2 separate regions of the Homo sapiens genome follow, and region 1 is linked to region 2. Evidence: read pairs that join two places in POLR2A ChIA-PET (ENCODE). Cell type or tissue: Panc1. All regions are shown on one strand. Each heading gives the region's core, and the rest is flanking DNA. Links, peaks and the distances in the headings are about the cores only. Region 1 has its middle 18 kb from the start of LINC00345. Region 2 overlaps SUGT1 (SGT1 assembly cochaperone of MIS12 kinetochore complex).

Region 1 (7,694 bases), core at 3,343-5,842, 62 kb after region 2:
AGCCCTTTCCATTTGCTTTTTATAATTATTAACAACCATAGCAGCAGCAACTTACCATTTATTAGCACATACTATATGCCTCAACCTCGTGCAATATGTTTTATGCACATTTCTCATACCCACATTAACTCCCTAAGGTCTCCATTTTGCAGATAAGGAAACTGAAAATCAGAGAAGTAACTTACCTAAGGTCATGCACCTCACAGCCCATTAAGGCCTAAGACACACTGGGGTGCCACAAATAAGTAGAGGTATGCTGAGATATTGATCACCTGCTCCTTGGGGTGGCCAGGGGAGGCCTGGGGGTGCTGGTGCTCCCAAATCTGTTCCTTCCCACCATTTACCCCAGAGTTCGGTAGAAAAACTCTGACATGGTTAATAAATGACAATTTATTATTCTCAAACCCAGATCTGACTGACTGCAAGTCCTTGATCTTAACATAACACCTCTTTAAAAAGTTATAATTAAATAATACAAAAATAAATTTCTATCAAAAAGATTACTTTAAAAAAAACTGAGTGGGTCTTGTTTTAATCTGATCAACATTCTCATCAAGCTACATGCCACTTAACCCATAACCACTTGTAAGCTAAGCTAAAATGGAACAGAAAAGAAAATAATCGATGGCTATAAATGTCATTTTTGCTTTCCTCATTAGATACATTTATGAAAGAGAACACCACAAATGATTACATCTATACTAGACTCATGCAAAAGATGTCCTAATTCTAAGTAACTCAAATATCCAGTTTTATTCTGTGGAGTTAAAAACCTCTTTTGGCACTTGATTACTAAAGAACTTTAAAAACTCTTTGAATGTGTTAGTTTCAGTAAGAGGGTATAATATATTTAAAAATCATTCATTAAATATAGTGAATATCTACTCTGTGCTGGGCACTATACTAGGTACTGACAATATATTAGTAAATAAGAATTTCATAGTCCCTACTTATATGAAGCTGATGTGCTACAGCACTGCTTCTCACACTTTAATATATATAGAAATTATTTTTTTTTTTTTGAGACAGGGTCTCGCTCTGTCACACAGGCTGGAGTGCAGTGGCGTGATCTTGGCTCACTGCAGCCTCGACTTCCCCAGGCTCCGGCGATCCTCCCACCTCAGCCTCCTGAGTAGTTGGGACTAATTTTTTGTAGAAATGGGTTTCCCATGTTGCACAGGAACTCCTGGGATCTGCCCACTTAGAACTCCCACCACCCACCTAGGCTTCCCTAAGTGCTGGGATTACATGCCTGGGCCACTGTGCCTGGCCCACAGAAAGTATCTATGCTCCTTGCTAAAATACAGATTCTTTGGTCCCACCAAACTACTCTGATTCAGTAGCTGTTTCCAGGAGACACTTGAGAATTTGCATTTCTAACAAGCTCCCAGGTGTTGCTAATTCTGCTGATCAGGGGACCACATTACAGTAGCTATGTTACCTATGTTACTTAATCCTTACAATCTTAAAGGATAGGTTTTATTATTCTCGTTTTACAGAACAAACTGCTGCCCACAGACGTTAGGTCAGTGGTTATGAATCTCTAGAGGTTATACAAATCACATAGGCAGCTGACTTAAAACACAGATTCCTAAGATTCTTAGTTTGTAAGTTTGGAATGGGGTTCAGGAATCAGCATGTTAAATAAGACCCAGGTGCTTCTGATGCAGGTGAGCTCAAGAGCCTGTATCAGACCTTAGGTTAAATACTATATCAAGTTCTCAAAGCCAGAAAATAGTAGCCACAGGCTAAGGACACTTGCATGAAAGAGAAAACGGCAATTTCAAAAAATGCTGAAACTATCTGATCTGCTTATGAAAACGTCAGAGGCTATCAAATCAGGCACTTTAAAATTAGAATGAAAAAACAATTGCCAAACTAGTATCCTCATAATAAGTACACAGGACTCTCATAATATTCAATATATGGTACAATCTAAGAAAATAATTATTATTCTTTTTTTTTTTTTTTTTTTTTTTTGAGACGGAATCTCGCTCTGTCGCCAGGCTAGAGTGCAGTGGCGCGATTTCAGCTCACTGCAAGCTCCGCCTCCCGGGTTCACGCCATTCTCCTGCCTCACCCTCCCGAGTAGCGGGGACTACAGGTGCCCGCCACCACGCCCGGCTAATTTTTTGTGTTTTCAGTAGAGACGGGGTTTCACCATGTTAGCCAGGATGGTCTGGATCTCCTTACCTTGTGATCCGCCTGCCTCAGCCTCCCAAAGTGTTGGGATTACAGGCGTGAGCCACCACGCCCAGCCTATTATTCTACACTTAAAGTTAACACTGGTCAGGTGCAGCGGCTCACGCCTGTAATCCCAGCATTTTGGGAGGCCGAGGCGGATGGATTACCTGAGGTCTGGAGTTCGAGACCAGCCTGGCCAACACAGTGAAACTCCGTTTCTACTAAAAATACAAAAATGAGCCAGGCGTGGTAACGTACGCTTGTAGTCCCAGCTATTCAGGAGGCTGAGGCACAAGAATCGCTTGAACCAGGGAGGCAGAGGTTGCAGCGAGCCAAGATCCTGCCACTGTACTCCAGCCTGGGCCACAGAGTGAGACTCCATCTCAAAAATAATTAGTAATAATAATAACAATAAATAAAGTTGGCCGGGCGTGGTGGCTCATGCCTGTAATCCCAGCACTTTGAGAGGCCAATGCGGGCCGATCACCTGAGGTCGGGAGTTGGAGCCTGGCCAACATGGAGAAACCCCATCTCTACTAAAAATACAAAATTAGCTGGGGCATGCCTGTAATCCCAGCTACTCAGGAGGCTGAGGCAGGAGAATCGCTTGAACCCGGGAGGCGGAGATTGTGGTGACCCGAGATCGTGCCATTGCACTCCAGCCTGGGCAACAAGAGCAAAACTCCGTCTCAAAAAAAGAAAATAAAGTTAATATTAAAGGTACTTTAACAGAAAGGTGGTAATCAGGGGAATGAATCTCACATATAATCTTTACTACAATGTTTCCTTTCAAGACTGCTTTCATACCACAGAAAGCAATCTACATTACAGGAAAATTATGTATAAGTAACTCCATAACACTAACATAAAATTCTAAACCTAACCTCCCACCTGAGTTTGTTTCCACTGACAGTATCTCATCAGTACTTCAAATGCAACACCTTCAAAACGACATTTAAGACGTCCCCTTTCAGACTGATTTTCCATTTTTCACACTTCTATATTAAAATGCCCCCTGACATAAACAGATTTTTTCTGTTTTCCAAAAATTATAACATACGTAAAAATCTTTCTCAACCCCGGATCTGCATTCTTCTGCTAACGTTAAGGATACCATAATCCTCCAAAGCAGCCAGTTGAAATCTTTGCTATCTCTGACCACCCTACCATTATCCCATGATGTCACATCCCCTTAATTCTACCTGGGCAATTTTTCTCCTCCATTCAGCTGGTCCTTCCCATCTTCACTGCTACTAACCTGCTTCAGCACTGTACTTAACTGGCTTCTGAGTGTTATGCATGGAAGTTACACAGTGGAATTAGGCTTTCATAACAATAAAGTACTCGGAGGATAAACAGCAAAACCAAGTATGCTGCAACACGTTTTCTTTCCTGGCTAACTTCAACCAGTGGTCCTTCAGATTTCATCAGACTTTTCTTCCAGAAAGGATATCCTGAGTCGCCCCTGCAATGGTTAGGTGTCCCTATTTGCTCCTCCAGCAATTACTTGTTGGATGAATGGTGTACTCTGTGCTTCCATACACTATCTCAGCAATTACTTCACTACACAGCACTTAAATTGTCTACTTGCTGGAACTACACGCTCCGTGATGACAAGACTGTCTTACTTGGGGTTTATGACCAGTACTGGCACGCTGTAAAGTTTTCCAATAATGAACTAAAGAATAAATGAAGGAAACAGAAATGAGACTATCACATAAATCTTGGGAAGCAAAAGCTAAAACAACTTCGCTTTTGGAGCTTGGATAAACTGACAGGAGTTGATGACAAGACGAATGAGGCACAGCGACCCGGCTTGTAATTGGAGCTCTGTCTTCCACGCACGCTATGTTTCCTTGGGCAAGTCATCTTATCTTTCTGGGATTTTTCTTTTCTCAGATTTAAAGCAATAGCTTCTAAAACCCAGCAGGTAATAACATCGACACCAGGAAGTTGGAGGATAACTGAATGTACAGCACGGGGCACAGGGATGCCCGAGGACCTGCGGAGCCAAAAGTGCTGAACTGCGGTACCTGACAGTTCCACGCCGAGCAGCGAGTAGCAAAATTGCAGCCGCTGATGTCTCCGGGCTTCCAGGGGACAAAGGGTGGCAGGAAAGGGTGCGAAGAGGTAGAAACGCCGAGACTCTAGGAAACACCGCGGAGACATAAAGCCATCCAGGAGAGCAACTGAACAGTGCGCCCCACGCCAAACACATCCCCCGCGCTCTCTTCCGTTTCTGGTCTGGCGGGTTCCTCTCCCTTTGCTTTCCGGTGGGCAACTGAGGTGGGTAACTGTATTCCGGACTCGCCCGCGGGCCGGGCGGAGCCAGCTACCTCCAGACGACCCCACCTACCCCGCGATTCTATTCCTAGAGGCGGAGTCCTCGCCAGTGTTCAGTAAGGTTCGCTGGCCTAGGAGGATTCCAGACCGCCGAGACCGCCGAACAAGATAGTGGAGGGCGTGATCAGTTGTGCAAAAACTACAGATGATCAGTCTGTTTTTATGTTGTTGTTTTTCTGAGACTGACTCTCCCTCTGTCGCCCAGGCTGGAGCGCAGTGGCGCGATCTTAGCTCACTGCAACCTCCGCCTCCCGTGTTCAACCAGTTCTCCTGCCTCAGTCTCCTGAGTAGCTAGGATTACAGGCGTGCGCCACCACGCCCGGCTATTTTTTTTTTCTTTTTTGTACTTTTAGTAGAGACGGGGTTTCAGCATGTTGGCCAGGCTGGTCTCAAACTCCTGACCTCGTGATCCGCCCGCCTCGGCCTCCCAAAGTGCTGGTATTAGAGGCGTGAGCCACCGCGTCTGGTGGTTTCTTCACCCACACATCTGATGCCTCAGCTGGAGTAACTGGAAGAAACAGGGGCTAGCTGAATCTCTCTCCACACCTTTGCCCCGTGCTTTTTTTTTTTTTTTTTTTTTTTTTTTTTTGAGATGAAGTCTCACTCTGTTGCCCAGGCTGAAGCACAGTGTCGTGATCTTGACTCACTACAACCTCTGCCTCCCAGGTTCAAGCTATCCTCCTGCCTCAGCCTCCAGATTAGCTGGAGATTAGCAGCCTCCAGATTAGCATACGACACCACACCTGGCTACTTTTTGTATTTTTTTAGTAGAGACGGGAGTTTCACCATGTTGTCCAGGCTGGTCTCAAACTCCTGACCTCAGGTGATCCACCTGCCTCAGCCTCCCAAAGTGTGGGATTACAGGCGTGAGACACTGCGCCAGCTTGCCCCATGACTTTTGTACCTGGCTGGGTTGCACTTCCTCACAGCATGGCATCTCAGCATATTTGGACTTCTTTTTATTATTATTATTATTTTTTTTTTTTAGTCTCTCTCTCTCTCCAGGCTGGAGTACAGTGGCGCAATCTCAGCTTACTCCAACCTCCACCTCCTGAGTTCAAGCAATTCTCCTGCCTCAGCTTCCCGAGTAGCTAGAACTACAGGCATGCACCACCACGCCCAGCTAATTTTTGTATTTTTAGTAGAGATGGGGTTTCACCACATTGGCCAGGATGATCTTGATCTCTTGACCTCGTGATCGGCCTGCCTCGGCCTCCCAAAGTGCTGGGATTACAGACGTGAGCCACTGGGCCTGGCCTATATTTGGACTTCTTACAGAGCAGCTGGCTTGCCTTAGAGTGAACATTCACACCAGACTAAAGCTGCACAGCATTGAAAGTCACATGACATCACTTTCATTTCATTCTATTGGTGCAAAATGGGTCACAGGGCCAGTCCAGATTCAAAGTGAAGGAACCACACTTCCCTGAAAGTACCAGCAGCAGTGGCCACTGGGGGACGATTTTCAGAGAGTTGCTACCACATCCTAGAAAACTTTGAATTAGTTAATTCCATTCATTTCATCAGTATTTTCTTTAAAAAACTGTTTTAAATTATTTTTAAATTTTTTGTGGGTACATAGTAGGTGTATATAGTTATGGAATACATGAGATGTTTTGATATAGGCATGCAATGCGTATTAATCACATCATGGAGAATGGAGTACTCAAGCATTTATCCTTTGAATTACAAACAATTCAATTACATTCTTTAAGTTATTTAAAAATATACAATTGTTATTGACTACAGTCACCCTATTGCGCAATTAAAATAGGTCTTATTCTTTCTATATTTTTTGTACCCACTAACCATCCCCACCTCCCCTCCAACTCCCCACTACCCTTCTCAGCCTCTGGTAACTATCCTTCTACTCTCTATGACCAGGAGTTCAATAGTTTTGATTTTTAGATGCCACAAATAAGTGAGAACATGAGACGTTTGTCTTTCTTTTCCTAGCTTATTTCATTTAGCATAATGACCTCCAGTTCCATCCACGCTGTTCCAAATGCCTGAATCTCATTCTTTTTCATGGCTGAATAGAACTCCATTGTGTATATATACCACATTTTCTTTATCCATTCCTTTGTTGATGGGCACTGAGGTTGCTTCCAAATCTTAGCCATTGTAAACAGTGCTGCAACAAACATAGGAGTGTGGATATCTTTTCTATATTCTGATTTCCTTTCTTTTGGGTATATACCTAGGAGTGGGATTGTTGGATGATGTAGTAGCTCAATTTTTAGTTTTTTGAGGAACCTCCAAACTGTTCTCCATAGTGGTTGTACTAATATACATTCCACCAACAGTGTACAAGTGTTCCCTTTTCTCCACATCCTTGCCAGTATTTGTTATTACCTGGCTTTGGATATAAGCCATTTTAACTGGGGTGAAATGATATCTCATTGCAGTTTTGATTTGCATTTCTCTGATGATAATGATAAGCACCTTTTCATATGTCTGTTTGCTATTTGTTTTCTTTTGAGAAATGCCTATTCAAATCTTTTGCTCGTTTTTTGATCAAATTATTAGTATTTTTCCTATAGAGTTGTTTTATTTATTTTATTTTATTTTATTTTTATTATTATTATACTTTAAGTTTTAGGGTACATGTGCACAATGTGCAGGTTAGTTACATATGTATACATGTGCCATGCTGGTGTGCTGCACTCATTAACTCGTCATTTAGCATTAGGTATATCTCCTAATGCTATCCCTCCCCCCTCCTCCAACCCCACAACAGTCCCCAGAGTGTGATGTTCCCCTTCCTGTGTCCATGTGTTCTCATTGTTCAATTCCCATCTATGAGTGAGAACATGCGGTGTTTGGTTTTTTGTCCTTGTGACAGTTTACTGAGAATGATGATTTCCAATTTCATCCATGTCCCTACAAAGGACATGAACTCATCATTTTTTATGGGTGCATAGTATTCCATGGTGTATATGTGCCACATTTTCTTAATCCAGTCTATCATTGTTGGACATTTGGGTTGGTTCCAAGTCTTTGCTATTGTGAATAGTGCCGCAATAAACATACGTGTGCATGTGTCTTTATAGCAGCATGATTTATAGTCCTTTGGGTATATACCCAGTAATGGGATGGCTGGCTATAGAGTTGTTTGAACTCCTTATATATTCTGGTTATTAATCCCTTGTCAGATGGGTGGTTTG
Region 2 (7,694 bases), core at 2,452-4,951:
ATCCACCCCACAAAAAGGAACCTCAAGTTAAATCTCACACTTGACATAAAAATTCAAAATGCATCACAGACTTAAATGTAATATGTAGGCCAGGTGCTGTGGCTCACGCCTGTAACTCTAGCACTTCAGGAAGCCAAGGCCGAAGGACTGCTTGAGGTCAGAAGTTCGAGACCACCCTAAGCAATACGGAGACACCCCCACCTCTACAAAAAATTTTAAAAATTAGCCAGGCATGGCAGCATGGATGTGTAGTCCCATCTACTTGGGAGGCTGAGGCATAAGGATCACTTGAGCCCAGGACTTTGAGGTTACAGTGAACTGTGACTGTGCCACTGTACTTCAGCCTGGGTGACAGAATGAGACCCTGTCTCTAAATAAAAAATAAATGTAATATGTAAAACAATATTACTTTTATTTATTTTTTAAATAGGAGAGAGTCTTTGAGATCTAGGACTAGGCAAAGAGTTAATAAGACCTGAAACTAAAAGCATGATCCATAAAAAGCGGTAAATTAGACTTAATCAAAATGAAATATTTTGGTTCTATGAAAGACCCTATTAAGAAAATGAAAACTACATACTGGGAGAAAATATGTGTAAACTACATATCTGACAAAGATTGCCAGATTTGTGATCATCAGGGATCATGGAAGGGTGGGGGTGGGGTTAGTATGGCCATAAGATAGCAACATAAGGGATCCTTGGAATCCATGAAAATGTTCTATCTCTCTCTCTCTCTTTTTTTTTTTTTTAAAGAGATAGGGTCTCACTTTGCTGCCCAAGCTAAGTGTAGTGGCACGATCATAGCTCACTGCAACCTTGAACTCCTGGGCTCAAACAATACTCTTGCCGCAGACGCCTGAGCTGACAGGGGCACAACATCATGCCAAGGTAGCTTTTAAATTTCTTGTAGAGACCAGAACTTACCATATTGTCCAGGCTGGTCTAGCCTCAAGGGATCCTGTGGCCTCAGACTCCCAAAGCACTGGGATTAAAGGTTCCCTATCTTAACTGTCAGTATCATGGTTGTGATGTTGTAGCATAGTTTTGACAAAATGTTTCCATCAATGGAAACTTTGTAAAAGGTACAAAGAATCTCATTTCTTAGGATTGCATGTCAATCTACAATTATCTCAAAACTAAAAGTTTAATGAAGACTTTTTTTTTTTTTTTGAGACAGGGTCTCTGTTGCCCAGGCTGTAGTTCAGTGGCACAAAAAAACAGCTCACTGCAACCTTGACCACCCAGGCTCAAGAGATCCTCCCACCTCACCTTCCCAAGTAGCTAAGACCACAGACACATGCCACCAGGCCTAGCTAATTTTTTTTTTTTTTTTGTAGAGATAGGGTCTCTCTATGTTGCCCAGGCTAATCTCAAGATCTTTAGCTCAAGTGATCCTCCCACCTCAGTCTCCCAAAAGTGATGAAAAAAAATTTTTTAATCAATAGTGAGGCTGGTTGAGGTGCCTCACGCCTGTAATCCCAGCACTTTGGGAGGCTGAGGCGGCTAGATTGCTTGAAGCCAGGAGTTCGAGACCAGCCTGGGCAACGTGGCGCAACCCCACCTCTACAAGAAATAAAGTAGCCAGGCGTGGTGGTGCATGTCTATAGTCCCAGCTACTGCAGAGGCTGAGGTAGGAAAATCACTTGAGCCCGGCAGACAGAGGCTGCAGTGAGCCGAGATCACGCCACTGTACTCAAGCCTGGGCAACAGAGTGAGACCTTGTCTCTAAATAAATAAACTGTGAAAAGCACAATCATGACCAATTACCACAGATTTCTTAAGTGTGAAATACCTAAGCCTCAACCACATTAACTAAATATTAAATTAAAATACTAATTTTAACTTTCTACTGTAAATATGTCTTAAAAGAGTCATATTTCCAGAGCTACTGGTATTAATAAAAGTCACATGATTACAACTGCAAGCTAAATATACAATGACGAATTATTACTAAAATTTTGAGGTCTAATTTAGGTATTTATGCTGCCCTGACAAAAAGCCTGAATTTTCTTAATCAAGAGAGTTGTTAAACCAATGAATAACGTGCACCTTCTACTTGCAAACACTATTCTGAAAAGTTTCGTATCTATATTCTTCATCTCTAACACTGAGGCTACATATGAGTCTAGAAGGGAAACAACAGAAGTTCACTCAGCTACTGGGATAAATCCAAGTGAGATGACTCCATATCAATCTAACTCACTGATAAAAAATACCTATTTAAGATAAACCACTTGTTTCTCATCTCTTCCATAAGTTTTCAACTTCCTCAAAAATTACTCTTAGAGCAAAAAGAAACGTTCAGACAGACCTTATTCAAAAAGTTCTCCCAGCTATAGTACACGCAATTTGGTCTCACATTACCAATTTTCTCGTTTAAAATATGTAAAATTTGCTCCCATATATATTTCTTTAAGTTTATATTCTTACAAAGGATTTGTTCATGGCACGTTTCACTTCATCAGAACCATCTGAATAGATCTGCTGAAATAATCTGTTTAAAGCTGCATCTCCCTCCAACTTTTCATTCTTTTCTTCTTCTTTGATCTCACCAACCAATTTATCCCAATTTCTTGTATAAGGAGATGATGATGGATATAGGTTCTTTACATCTATGAAGTAAAAAAAGGCAGAAGTAATTAATCAACATGTTTCAATTATGTCGAGAATATGTAAACTTTGTGACCATGTATATGGAACATCTTAGCAAACAGTTTAGGTTACTGAATTTCAGGTATGCAATAAGTGTCTTTCTGGTATATAGGTCAATAACAAAATTCACATTTCTAAAAACTGAGTCAGTTACCATAATGTAAAATCTGGGGATTTCTTTTGAGCAAAATAACTCAATAAAGTGTAAACTTTTGATATGCTATACAAAATTAGATTAAAAGCAGATTCTTCATGTTGATAACAGAAACTAGATGAAAAGTATACAGAACTTTTATGTTTTCAGAAAAGTTGCAGAGACAGTACGAACAATTCTAAAAATGAAATTTTTTAAAGGATGCCTAAGAAATCTTTTGTAACTAAGATTTTAATAAATGTTAAAAATGTGACTTTTTCTAAAGTACTTAGTATCTTTCAGAGTATAAATAGCCTGAAAATATAAATAATCATCCATGCCACTCCATACTCTCCCATCAAAAAAGTAAGATTATTTTAATAGGCAATAACAGTAAGTAATTTCTAAATGTTTAAAGTACTACACTTGATGATCTAAAGTTCAATGCCCACATCCCATACACCTAGCAAATAATAGTATTTGTAGGGCACACTGGAGTAAACAGAGCTGCTTGCAGCGAGAGAGGCTACTGGCCCAGGGGCTCGGGGTACTGCCAAGATTGCTCCAAAGACCAAAGGCATCAAGATCTTGGCACACAAATAATTAGAAAATAACTAGACAACCTAGTAGCTATAGGAGCAGCTCTGTTGACTATCCAATGAAAATATAATGACAGCCTCAAATGTGAGTCACATATATAATTTAAAACTTCCTAGTAACTACATTACTAAAAAGAATCAGGTGAAATGCAGTTTAATAATACATTTTATTTAACCTGATATATCAAATATAGTATCATATTGACTTGAAACCAACAGAGGCCGGGCATGGGGGCTCACACCTATAATCCCAGCACTTTGGGAGGCCAAGTAGGAGGATTGCTTGAGGCCAGAAGTGTGAGACCAGCCTGGGCAACATAGTGAGAGCCCATCTCTATGAAAAAAAAATAATAATAATTAGCTGGGCGTGGTGGCACATGCCTGCAGTACCAGCTACTCGGAAGGTTGGGGTAGAGGACTGCTTGAGTCCAGGAGGTTGAGGCTACACTGAGCCATGACAGTGCCACTGCATTCCAGCCTGGGTGACACAGCAAGACTCTCTCTTAAAAAAAAAAAAAAACCAACAAAAAAAATGAAGATATTTTATATTCTTTTTTTCATACTAACTCTTCAAACTGTAGCATATATTTCACATAGCACATCATCTCAATGCAGACTAGTCATATTTCAAGTGCTCAACAGGTAACATGTGGCTAGCAGCTACTGTGTTGGACAAAAGAGCTACAGTTTTCAAAAAACCCAATTCAAAATTTCCCCATCAGTATGTATTAGGACACATTAGTACTAATCTAAATGTTCCTCCCAATACTGCTCTCTACATCCCTTTTGTCAAAATAGCTGAGAAACTAACATCCACTGTTTTTCTACGCTTTCTCTTCACTTGTAAACCGACTTTCTCCCTGCCCATTCCTCCTCAAAACAAAACAACACACACAACACCAACACATAGTTTTTTTTCAGGGCCAAATATATTGTTTTGAAAATCCTATCCACCTTCCTTCTACTAGATATCCTTCTATCTTTGTACATTTTCACTAGTAGCCAGGTAAAACAAAAAATGCGTGCCATGGTAAGTTAAGAGCCTGGGAAATATGGATTTAATTAATCCTAATGCTGACTCCCAGGAAGGATGAGAACAGAGGTTTTAATCTCTATTTTGTAGATAAGCAAGCTGGGTCAGATAGGTTAAGTGACTTGCCCTTATCTACAGTCTCCAGCTTGCAATACACAGGAATCTGACAAGTATATTAATTTCTTACAAAAACAGGACAGGAAGAGTATCATCTTGAATATCTAAGGTGTTGAGTTTAGAAAAAACATGGTAACTGTAACACTAAAAAGCCTTGATCTTTAATCTCAGAAAAACTTTTAACACCTGGAGATGGCAGATGAACTACTGAGAGATGAGTAATCTAACCTCCCTGCTCATTCACTATAATATCAAATAACTACTAGATACTCATGTCGGCAAAGACTGTTTCCATTGTTAGAAAATGCAACAACAAGCAGTATGCAACAAGTAGACAACGGGTTAACAGAATAACTGGACCCAACTGAGAAGACCTAGATTTTAGTCCTAGACAATGAGAACTGAGGGATAATCTTGAGCTTAACTTTTCTGAGCCTGCAAAATGGGAGGAATACTAAGGGGCTGCCTGTTATGCAGGGCTGTTAGAATTAAGTAAGATACTACATTTAAAGTGATTATATATTTTTTAAAGCTTTCAGCTACATATAAACCTCAGCCTCAAAATCTATTGGAGTCAGTCCTAAAAGAAACACATACATCTTTCAAATAAAGTGTGAAGCAGATGCTTAAATACCTTAAATACCAACTAGATATACTTCAGTCCTTAAAAAGTATCTGTTGGTGTTAATACCCTGATTTTGAAAATTATACCACAGACTACTTAAGAGGTAATCATTGGACTAGTTAAGACACTATCAATGGGGGAAACTGGGTGAAAGCTATATGAGAATCTCTTATTTTTGAAATTTCTAAACATCCAAAATTATTTCTTAAGAAATAACTATACACACACACACAAACACACACACAAATGATCTGTTGAATAACTCAGTGTTTTCTAAAAGGTGCCACAAGGAAATGTGTTTTCTGTTACAGAAGAAAGCAGTCAAAATCAGAAAAAGCTGAGACACATGTTAGCTTGTTTCAGTCATTAAATCAGACCATTACTTCCAATAAAAAGAAATTTCCCTCCACTCATTAATGAAGCTATTGCTATAAAATATAATCTTAGGTTGTAGTTCTGAGTGTGCTGTGAATTTGTCCACTAGAAAAATTCTTACCTAGTTATTGCACATACTTAAAATTGACCTCAACACAAAGTTCTGTTTCTTACAGGGTTATATATACAATGAAGCCTGGTTTTCTACTCTTCTCCTAGACTTTCCTTTGGCATTTACCACCTATTTGCGTCCATCTCTAAATTAGCAATAAGAAATGGGGTAGATACCTTACCCTGTAAAGCCCTGCAAATTCCAGGCAATTAGATGACAGTATCAGTAGAAGGAACAGAAAGGAATTAAGAAAGGGAGAGGGAAGAAGGGGAAATATATCCGCCGAGTAAACCAACTTACAACCCAAAAAGAAACAACAGGAAGGGCCAACACGCAAAACTAAACACCCTCCAACTGATGTCATAAACTTTACATGGTAAACAATAAATCCCAACTCCCTCTAGGATTTTGCTGCCATTCATTTGTATTCTTAGAATTTGAGAAGTCAGAACTTTCACAGAAAGGCTACTTTATATTCATTACGGAGCAACCTTATTATACTCAATGTATCTTATCTTGAGAACATAAATAATGAAAGTAAAAAGAATGTTCATTACTATTTAATTTCAATTACACAACACAATATGAATATAAAGCTCATCAAGGCCAGAAAACAAACCTGCTACGAATTGTTTTGGCGTAGGCACATCTCCTTGCCCCTCTAGCTTTTCCCATCTCACAGCCTCTGGCTTTTTCAGTTTAATTTCAATCTGGAGGAAACACCAAATAAACTCCATTACTCGACGTAAAATACACAAAACAGTAAAAAATGCAGTTTTCTTAAGTCATCAAAGTTTTGTTAAGAATAGTATCTTTGACAGTTTCCTTAAATTATACAAGGTTAAATTTGAAAAACTATGAAACAATTTTGTTTCTACACTCAAAATTCACCCTTGAAAAAAAACAACATACACACTATATATAAGCTATAATCAAGAAGAGACTTGAAATACATATGCTTTTTTTCATCCAAAGCAATGTTCTGAACCAGGGATGATTCTGCCACCCAGGGGACATTTAGCCATGTCTGGAGACATTGTGGGTTGTCATACTGCAGTGAGGGAAGAGGTGATAATGACATCTATTGAGTAGAGACCACGGTTGCTACTAAACATCCTACAATGTACTGGGCAATTCCCCAAAATGTCAATAATGCCATTACAGAGAAATCTGATTCTAAAAGAATTACTGCATTTACATGTGCATTAACCTGTTTTACAGTGGAGAAACTTATTTCACTGTATAAACACAATACAACTCATGTTAACATTCAGGCAATCTTTCATTCAACAAATAATTACTAAGCACCTACTATGAGACAGTACAGTCTTCAAGGCTGTGGGAGATTTTTGTTTTATTTTTAGAGACAGGGTCTTGCTCTGTCTCCCAGGCTGGAGTGCAGTAGAAGGATCATAGCTCACTCTAGACTTGAACTCCTGGGCTCAAGTGATCCTCCAGCCTCAGCTTCCCAAGTAGCTGGGACTACAGACAAGTGCCACCACTCCTGGCTAATGTTTTTAAAATTTTTCGTAGAGACAGAGTCTCACTAGGTTGCCCAGGCTGGTCTCAGACTCCTGGCCTCAAGCCATTCTCCCACCTCAGCCTCCCAAAGTGCTAGGATTACAGGCATGAGCCACCAAGCCCAGGTGGATTTTTAAAATATTAAAGACACATCCTCGACCATTTGGAAGTATGTGAGATACTTTAAGAAAGTTACTGAAGTTCTAAATAAGTAAATGTTCTAAAAGCTCAGGAGAGAGCACACCTGACTGTGAAGGGGAAACGCTTTATACATCTTGAAGGGCTCTGAAGGGTAGAAGCATTTGCAAGAGTGAAGGGGTAGGTCTCCAGAGCATAGGGAATGGCCTAACTGGAGCATGGGTATGAAAGGACACTGCATCGGGGAGTACTGAGAAGACTAAGTTCACTTACTTACCGAGAAGACTAAGTTCACTTATTAAAATGAAAAGTTAATAGTATCCTAATAGCATCTTTTACTATCTAATTAAGGCTAGGCCTCTGAGTCTATCCTTGCCCCCAACACAC

What was found. ChIA-PET counts read pairs that join two places held together with the same protein. Peaks named below come from ENCODE experiments on the same cell type or tissue, not always from the same donor. Only the 100,000 strongest peaks of a DNase experiment are listed, where the experiment ranks them.
Region 1: POLR2A ChIA-PET joins it to region 2 with 12 read pairs; 8 of 35 experiments call an interaction of 5 or more read pairs at or near these places.

The regions. Positions count from the first base shown.
Region 1 is chr13:52,614,206-52,621,899 of GRCh38, reverse strand. It overlaps a transcript of HNRNPA1L2 not described here. Among named protein-coding and RNA genes, the nearest start is that of LINC00345, 18 kb to the right of the region's middle. RefSeq lists enhancers at 4,331-4,550, 4,941-5,060. In Panc1, for the core only: no CTCF peak of the experiment used is centred there; a DNase peak (open chromatin) is centred at 4,449; H3K4me3 peaks cover 1,992 bases; H3K27ac peaks cover 851 bases.
Region 2 is chr13:52,674,894-52,682,587 of GRCh38, reverse strand. It overlaps SUGT1 (SGT1 assembly cochaperone of MIS12 kinetochore complex), which reads right to left. Exons shown (of 13, transcript NM_006704.5): 11 at 6,268-6,358; 12 at 2,433-2,614. Among named protein-coding and RNA genes, the nearest start is that of SUGT1, 26 kb to the right of the region's middle. In Panc1, for the core only: no CTCF peak of the experiment used is centred there; no DNase peak of the experiment used is centred there.